Regions from separate parts of the Homo sapiens genome. Here region 1 is linked to region 2. A link is a loop called in an ENCODE intact Hi-C map of the cell type or tissue named here. Cell type or tissue: breast epithelium. All regions are shown on one strand. Each heading gives the region's core, and the rest is flanking DNA. Links, peaks and the distances in the headings are about the cores only.

Region 1 (2,500 bases), core at 1-2,500, 530 kb before region 2:
CACTCACAGCACTGCTTGGGAGTGCAATAAGGTTGTACAGATAAAGTCCTTAGTGCAGTGCCTAACACCCAGTGAGTGCTCAAAAATGTTAGCTTTTGTTCCTTAATCAGTTCCGCCCCCTCCTGCCTCAGGCCCTGTACGAGTCAGGGTTTGACCAGAGAAGTGGGGCCAGTGTGTGGAATCCATCTACAGCCATGCCTGCAGCTGTAGCTCTGTCTCCAGGGCTTTATGACAAGCAGGTGGCCTGTGTGATCACGGGGGCTGGCTAAATGAGTCTGGAATCCACAGAAGGGAAGCTGGCAGGCAGGTGGAGCTCACGGGCACGGCTTATGGGCTTCCCCAGAGGCTCTAGACACGGGCGTGCCCATGAGCTCCACCTGCCTGCCAGCTTCCCTTTTGTGGACTTCAGGCTTGCTTAGCCAGCCCCCACAATCACACAGCCCACTTCCTTGTCATAAAGTCCTTCAGAAAGAGCTACAGCTTGTAGGCCTGGCTGTAGATGGATTCCACACCCTTCTGTCCACAGGTGGAACTTCTCTTTCACACAGAAGCCTGTTTGGCTCTTGAAGCCCACCCAGACCAGCCAGGATAATGTCCCTTACCTAAAGTCAACTGATGACAGACTTTAATCCATATGCAGAATACCTGTACAGCAACTGTAGCTTAGTGTTTGACCGGTTAACTTGCTGTAACCAAGGGAGCGGTCAAGGCATCACATCAAAGCCAGGGGGACGCATCAAAAGCCCATTACACCGCCTGGGCTCAGTTTATTCTGGAATAGATGAAAAATGTCACTGCTGTCTTTTTCTCTCTGCTTCCTATGCTCTGAGCCGCTCAGTGACTCAGCAAGTCTCAGGAAGCTGCAGAGCTGACAGGTCCCTCAGAACCCAGCCAGGCTACTTTGGGCCATCAGGCCACGGCCACGCTGCAGCACCTACTCTGGGAGGTCCTGGAGGTTCGCACACAGCGGCTTCCTTTGCTGCATGGCGTTTCCTGAGTGAAGCAGCCTTACAGGAAACAGAGAGCAACATGTGAAAACAAGAGAACAACAGCAGGAAGAACAGCTTGGGGTAGGGGGGCGGGATGCAGCAGAGGAAGGGCGGAAAATAAATCACAAGGGGTGGGGGGACAGTCCTCAGGGGTCCTCTGTGACTCCTCTCTGGTCCCTACCTGAATTCGGGAACCCCCCCAACTTTACTGAGCAGGGGATGGCGGTGGGAAGGGTGCAACAGGAGTGTGCGAGCAGACACGGACACTCAGCTCTCGGGGGCGCCGTGCAGGGTGTCAGCCTGGGCTGGGTGACTTCTAAGGCCCTGCCAGCCCAAGCTGCTGACTTGGTTCTTTAATTCACCGAAGGATGAAGTATTGAGCCAGCCACTGTCCTTAGCAATGGCATGGCCCCTGACCTCACAGAGCTTACCCCGCAACCTCCCCCCCCGAAGGAGCAGACCTCAATGAAGTCATCACAAAAATACATGAAGGACAGAAAAGTCCAGGGGCCGTGAAAGACGTTAGGAAGAGGCTGTAGATGGAGGTGGGGCCTCCCTAAAGAGTTGGGGTCTGGCAAGACCTGAAGGGTGAATGTGGATTGGTCAGGAGTAGGCTTGGGGATGGTGGAGGGAGCCGTATGCCCAAAGGGCCTGAGAAGGGGAGCCCTGGAGGGTCAGTGTGGCTGCAGGAGAGGATGGGAAAGGGCCTGGTCACTCACAGTCATGATGGTCACCAGAGGAGGTCACAGGAGAGTTGTGAGTGGGCGAGCCCGAGGTGGGATCTGGGTGTTGAAAAGATTAACCTGATGCTGTGTGGTCCGTGGTTCTGATGGAGCTGGGACACCAGTCAGGAGGCTAGGACAGCTGTCCAGGAGTGGTGCTGGGGCTGGGCTGGGTGGTGGGTGCGACTGGAGAGTAGCAGGTGGGTCTGAGCCACTTGGAGCTGAGACTTAGCAGGACTCCGTGTGTACAGGTGAGGAGGGCTCTTCACCTGCTCCTCCTCACTGGCCCCTCCTCACTGGCCCCTCGGCATCCAGGCTGGCTCCAACCTGCTCGTCCCCGTGCAGGCAGTGCAGACAAGCCAAGCTTGTGCCCAGCCCTGTGATTTTGCTATGGGAGTCACCTCCGCCCTGGATCACACAAGTCATGGCCCCACCTTGCCACTCAGGCCTCAATTCCAGGGTCACATCTCAGAGAAGTCTCCTGTGATGGGCTGGTTGTGTCTCCCCAATTCATATGTTGATGTCCAGACCCCCAGAGCTCCTCATAATGTGATCTTATTTGGCGATGGGACCTTTAATGAGGTAATCAAGTTAAAATGAGGTCTTTAGGGTGGGCCCTAATCCAGTCTGACTGGTGTCCTTCTAAGAAGAGGGGATTAGGACAGAAATACACACAGAAGGAAGACCACGCGAGGATACAGGGAGAAGGCGGCCCTGGCTGCCAGCCCAGGAGAGAGGCCGCAGGAGAAGCCAACGCTGCGACACCGCACTCTGGTCAGCCTCCACAGC
Region 2 (5,988 bases), core at 3,489-5,988:
TTGGCCCTGCCAGAGACCGGAAACCCTGGTTATAGGGACTTTAACCAGAGGGAGTATTTGGTTACCTGGGCACAGCAGGCCCGCCTCGGGCCTCTTGTCTTCCCATTTCTCGGAGCCACAGGCCACGAGACCCTGGCATTCCCAGAGCCTCGCAAAGCACCCCCGCCTCCCGGCCCCCGAACTGGGGCCTTTGTCTCGGCCGCCCCCAATCCCCAGGCCACCGCGGCGGATGCGTCCGAGCCGGGCCGCCGAGCGGCGGCTGCACCTGCCGGCTGGTCCCGTGCGCCGGCTTTTCGCGGCTTAACCCAGCTCGCTCCTGCTTGCGCCCCCGCGCGCTGCGCCCCGCAGCCCTTTATCCTGTGTGACTGGGGTGCGTGTGGGGGAGAGCGCCGGGTCTGGAAGTCTCCCCCCGCCCCAAGCCGGAGTCGGAATCCGTTTAGTGGGATTTCAATAAGAATGGGGCCGCCGCGGGCTTGAAGATCTGCCGCCGGTAGGCGTAGACGGCGTTCTGGATCTGTCTGAAAACGGGGCATTTAAAATTATTCTGTGGCGGCCAGGCTTGAACTCCGCGTTGCTCCAACCACGAGGGGAAAGGCCCCGCGTTCAGGGACCCCGTGTGTGGCGAACGCTCCTTTACCGGAAAACAAGGAAGGAAATTCGTTGTTTTGGAAAAAGCCTCCTCTCCCGAGGTCGGGAACATCTGGTGGTGAGCTCCAGGTCTACGCAGGCACCCCGTGCTAGGATTCGTTTATGAGCAGGCAGGATTCGAGAACCAGGTAGGGCCCGTGCGGCAGCCGAGGCGTCTGGGGAGCGTTTCCCAGCCGGGCTGACAAATTGCAGACAAATTGTGCCTAACGAAACGGATTTACCAGTTGTCAGGCCGCCGGCCCCGGCCGCTCCAAATAAACCGTGGCTGTTCGTGGAGGAGGGAGAAGCACGGCCCGATTGTCTCCGGGTCTCAGCAGGGTTCCGCGGGGAGCCTGCCAGGCTTGAAGGTAGGGGTCAGAAGCGATATAGAATCTCGGAGGCGCCTGGGTCCAGGGTGCCGAGACACCTAGGACGTGGGGGCCACAGACTCTACGATTCCCAAAGACACAGAACAGTAATGAGGTGGGAGAGCCTGCACTGATGCCGAGGGAGGGAGCCTTCTGCTTTAAGGGGCTGGAATTGAACCTCAAGGAGCAGGAGGGGCCGTTATAGCAGTAGTCCCCCCCTTGGGAACCCCCCCGGAGGGATGGCTGCTGGCCTGAGATCTAATGCCCCGGCTTTAAGGGAACTTCTGAACCCATCTGCTAAGGCACCCCACTTCCTCCCCGTACCCCTCAAGGTTTATTGCCAGTGTGGGGCTGGGAGGCCGCTGGGTTGCGAATTAAATTTCTCTATGGAAGGTAGTCCCTTAGCAAATGGGTTTCCTTGACACCCCACCCCCAGCCCCACACCGCGGGCCAATTAGCTGCCCATAAGGAAAAGGCGAGAAGAATTAGGTTACAAAGGGAGGGCAAACTTATGGTCCCAAAGGGGCCGCCTCGGATGAGCTAACTTTAAACAAAGGGCTCAGAGGGGGGGGGGGGCTGGACGGCCGGGGAGACCTGGGCATCTCTGTGTCCCCACCTGGCACCCGCGGCTTAGTAGAGGCCTGAGAAGCACTCTAGAACCGGGCACCAGATCTGCTACCTCCCCAGCTCCCAGGCAGAAGCACCCAGGTCAAATGGTGGCGATCGCCGCTGTGAGTTCTCGGGCCAAAAGGGTCCTTCGAAAATTCTGCTTCCTGGCTGACCTTCTCCAGTCCTCAGAGAAATCTTGTTCCCAAGTAAGGAAAGTGACAGCTTCTTAATGTGATCAAAGGCAGCGCCAGCATTTCCAACTATACTCCCGAACGAACAAAGTACTGAAAAAGGGAACGCGTCCCTCTAAAGGTGTTTTGGGGACCCCAAAGTTCCAGCCCATAAATTGGAGTAAATCTGCTCTCACCAGGCCTGGAACAGCGCCTCAAGACCCCAGCAGATTCTGGGGGCTGCGTTGACCCTCCCCGGGAGTTTGTTTGGGGCCCAAGGTGGGAGGACCATGTCTTCGGCCTAATGGGGAGGGGCCCGGTTGGTGTCCCTCGGTCTGCCTGGCACACACAGACATTGTCGAGCGCGGGTCCCTCTTTATTGGCCAGCTGGGCGCCCTGCTACTTGGCGTCGCATTTCTCTCTCCCAGGCGGGTTCGTTTCCGCCAGAGAATGCAGCAGTCCCGCATCCTACGCAGGACCTGCAACCGAGGTGGAGGCTTCGGTCAAGCCGGCTCCTGCCTGCGTTGTCGAGGAAGGCAACCCCAAGGCCTGAAAGGACCTGGCAGAACTCCTGTTTCCTTTTTTTCCTCTACACCGGATTGCGGGCAAGGAGGCTGGTTCGGGTCTCCCGAGGCCCCTGCTCAAGCACTCCTTAACCGTCCTGCTAAGCCCCTCTGTGCGGCGATTTTCTGAGCTGCCGAGCGGGGTAATTAAATCCCCTCCCTCGCTCCGCTCTGCGTCAGGCAGGCGGCAGCACAGGGCTGACGTTTGGGCAGGGGACTCAGCCAGGCTGGCCACCTCCACTACCGCAGTGGCCGGGACCCTGCCGCGGAGGGGTTAGACGCCGAGCTCGCTGCGCTGAAACTGGGAATACACACGGAACGGGGAGGGGGAGGGTAATTTTTACCGCGCCGGTGGGAGAAAAAGGCGAATTACCTGCTTTCCCGAGGGACGCGCGTAGCCACTTCCCTGAGAGCCGCGGCACCGATCGCGGCCGGGCGGGAAGCTTCCGCTCGGTCCTGGCGTTCACAGCCCAGCGGCCAGCTGCTGGTCTGCCTCCCGCGCTGGGTCCCAGGGTTCGCGCTCGAGCGGGGCAGCTTTGCCGGACACGGGGGATTATCCCTGGGGACGCGGTGTCTTTCAGAGGGTCTTGCTAGTCTCCGGAGACGCCAAATAGGCTCGAGCTCCGCGGCGATCTCATTTTACGAGTTGATGAAGAATCGTAAGCTAAAGGATGGGAAAAGTTGAGAGACAGACGGACGGAGAGACAGTGGGCCCCGGCGGGACCGCACGCGTTGAGGGGAACGCCAACCGGGAGGCACGGAGACTGCTCACCTGCCCGGCCTGGCCGCGGAGGCCCGGCGCCAAGGGCCTCGCGCTCGGCCTCCCGCCCCCTGCGCGGCTTCCCGGGCTGGCGCCGGCCTCCGCTCCCGCAGAGTGGAGTTCCGAGCAGACCGGGCTCCGCGCGCTCCAGCGTGGAGGGGAGCGGGAGGCTTAGCAGGCGGCTCGGGCAGGCGGGTCCCCCAAGGGCACGAGACGCGCTGGTTCCCAGCCCAATGGAGCTCTGCGCCCCCCAGCCCCGCGCTTTACCTGCGCTGAGGCCTCGGACAGACAAACGGACGCCAGACGCCTAGGCAGGAGGAGGCCTCAGCCTGAGCCCGCGGCCCCTTGGCGCTGCCCTGAACTGGCCTGGGAGGGGGTGACGGGGGCGCGCCCGCGGAGCTGGGCCCAGCCGGGCGCCCCCGGAGCCGAGGGGACCGAGGGCTTTCCTCCCTCCTCGGATTATTAAAAAGTTCATTTCCTGGCGAATCGGGTGACGTCAGGGGCTCGGCGTCGCGGTGGCGGGGCCGCCCGGCCGGAGAAGCCGCCTCCAGTTACCCAATTACCGACTGTCAATCCCGCCGCCCCTCCCCCACTCTCCCGGGGGTGGCCGGGACCCCAGCCCTCCTCCTGCCCCCGACCCACCTGGGGGCCCTCTGGACATCTACCCCGGGAGCCTCGGGCCCAACAGGGAAGAGGGCTGGAGGACGCTGTTGAGTCCCCCCAGTACTCGGCACCTGTCTAGGTCCCCCAAAATGCCTTTGTCCTGGACCTCCCTCCTCGGCCCGGGGCTCCCTTCGAGCCTCCGTCTCCCCAGTCTGTACAATGGGAGGGAGGAAGACTTGTGCGCCCGGCCCACACGAACCATAGAGCCGATCTCCGGGCTAGAAGTGAGTGGGGAGCACTTCCAGGTGACTTAGAAGACGGAGACCTCAGACCACCGCCTCCCCCTCACCAGAGGCCACCTCGGGGACCCCCCCCGGAGGAAAAAAAATGCCACCTCTTGCCCGGGGGCGTCTCCCTCCAGCTGGCGCCGGCGCCAGTCCGGGTCTCCACGGCCTCGCCCCAGGCAATTGGGCCCGTTGGCCTGCGAAGGCCACGCCCGGGGAGGGGTGCCCCCTCCCCCTTTCTGGAGCCACCGGCCGGGCCACCTCCACTGGGTCAAGCACAGCCCTGAGCGGCCGCGTGTCCGAGGCCCAGGTGCCCTCTAGAGCCCTGTAGTTCCTGCCCCTCTCTGCCCCTCTCGGCTCCTGCTGTTCCGCCGCTGTCGTCCGAACCATCCCAACCCCCAGTCCACCCAGACAGCGCCCGAGCTAGGGGAGGGAACGGTCTGGGTAGGTAACTGCGCTCGGACTGACCACGTTCAGCGGTGAAGGAGCGTGGCGGGGTTAGGGTCTCGGGGAGAGGCCATCCAGAGGGTGTGCGGCCCGGGCTCCTGGGGAGGGGGCAGTTGGTGGTTAGTTACTGCTAGGGAGGCCCAGAGCATCGAGGGATCCCGGAGTGTTCGCAAGAGGGGCTGCAGGGGTCGGGCCTTGGGGTGAGGGTCCCTTAGTGGTGGGGCGCGTTGGCAGCAGGGGCCGCCAGGAGCGCGCAGGGAGGGGGCCCGCCGGCTGAGGGGGGCCGGCCCGCGGGTCAGTCCCGGAGTCCAGCGGTTCGGGAATTGCGGACGCAGCCAATGGGAGGCGGAGGCTGGGAGGCGCGCGGCGTTGATTGGCTGGCTTGGGCTTCTTAGGCGTGCGCGGCCCCCGCTTCATGTCTGTGCAGGAGTCGGCAGCTGGCGCCAGGGCGGCCGGAGGATGCCGAGGGGCCGGAGCCGGGAGGGCCCGAGGCCGAGGCGCACTCTACCCCCAGCTCCTACCCTGTAAGCCCCGCCAGCCTCCGGACGTGCTGTCCCTGGGCCCGTCGCCCTCGGGGCTCCCGCCGGAACTCCTTCACTCTCAGAGGCCGAGTCCCTCCCCTCCCCACGGCTGCGTGTGTAAGTTTGGGGTTTGAGAGCCGGCTGGGGGCCTGGGGCGCTCCTAGCTTTGAGGGGACTCTGGGGGGACTTAGGGCGGGGGGCCAGGCTGCGGGCGACTGCTTTGGTGTGCTTTGTTGAGAGGTCCTGATTGTGCCGCTTAGTACTGCGCTCAGGGGGCTGCGTGTGCATGTTTTCGGGGTTGAGATCAGTATGTGTATCTGGCGCCAAGTGTGGGTGTGTGCGTGTCGCTGGGATCAAGTGCCACACTGGGTGCCCGGGCGCCTGTCTCCAACTTTTGAGTCTGTGTTCATGTGTTTGTCTACCGGGCGGGGGGGCTCAGTGTGAGTGTCTGACTGAAGTGCTGCTCTGTGCGTTTGTTGGGGTCACTGGTGTCGGGACCCGTCCCCGGGCGTGACCCCATGTGCACGGGTGTGTGATTCTGGAGCCGCGGGTCACCACGTGAGTGTGCGTGGCTGAACCCCCTCCCCCGCCTTCCTTTCGTTTTGAGCCTTGGGCTTTCCTCCCACCCGGGACTGGTGCTCTTTCTCGCCGGATCTGGGCTGGGGCTCCGTGGCGTGCGGGACACCTCGTGGTGGGACTTTGGGGGGTGTCAGGCGCTGGCGGCACGCCTCACTCCCCCTTCCTCGCGCAGGGCCGTTGCCGTCTGCACCCAGACCCTGAGCCGCCGCCGCCGGCCATGGAGGTGGCGCCCGAGCAGCCGCGCTGGATGGCGCACCCGGCCGTGCTGAATGCGCAGCACCCCGACTCACACCACCCGGGCCTGGCGCACAACTACATGGAACCCGCGCAGCTGCTGCCTCCAGACGAGGTGGACGTCTTCTTCAATCACCTCGACTCGCAGGGCAACCCCTACTATGCCAACCCCGCTCACGCGCGGGCGCGCGTCTCCTACAGCCCCGCGCACGGTGAGCACTGG

Evidence for each region. A loop is a pair of places that touch in the nucleus more often than their neighbours do. Peaks named below come from ENCODE experiments on the same cell type or tissue, not always from the same donor. Only the 100,000 strongest peaks of a DNase experiment are listed, where the experiment ranks them.
Region 1: it touches region 2 in a loop (16-fold over the local background); 1 of 110 quality-filtered maps calls a loop at or near these places.

Annotation. Positions count from the first base shown.
Region 1 is chr3:129,014,358-129,016,857 of GRCh38, reverse strand. All of the region lies in intron 2 of EFCC1 (EF-hand and coiled-coil domain containing 1), which reads right to left. It also overlaps a transcript of CFAP92 not described here. Among named protein-coding and RNA genes, the nearest start is that of EFCC1, 14 kb to the right of the region's middle. RefSeq lists enhancers at 532-581, 602-711, 425-932. In breast epithelium, for the core only: no CTCF peak of the experiment used is centred there; a DNase peak (open chromatin) is centred at 946; H3K27ac peaks cover 2,500 bases.
Region 2 is chr3:128,486,792-128,492,779 of GRCh38, reverse strand. It overlaps GATA2 (GATA binding protein 2), which reads left to right. Exons shown (of 6, transcript NM_032638.5): 2 at 5,704-5,977. The coding sequence starts at 5,749. GATA2-AS1 (GATA2 antisense RNA 1) reads right to left here and starts at 3,577. Exons shown (of 3, transcript NR_125398.1): 1 at 3,110-3,577; 2 at 2,711-3,001. RefSeq lists enhancers at 1,641-2,450, 2,451-3,262, 3,263-4,073, 5,041-5,648, a silencer at 4,754-4,953 and a cis regulatory region at 3,328-5,109. In breast epithelium, for the core only: no CTCF peak of the experiment used is centred there; a DNase peak (open chromatin) is centred at 4,809; H3K4me3 peaks cover 2,500 bases; H3K27ac peaks cover 1,211 bases; H3K27me3 peaks cover 2,500 bases.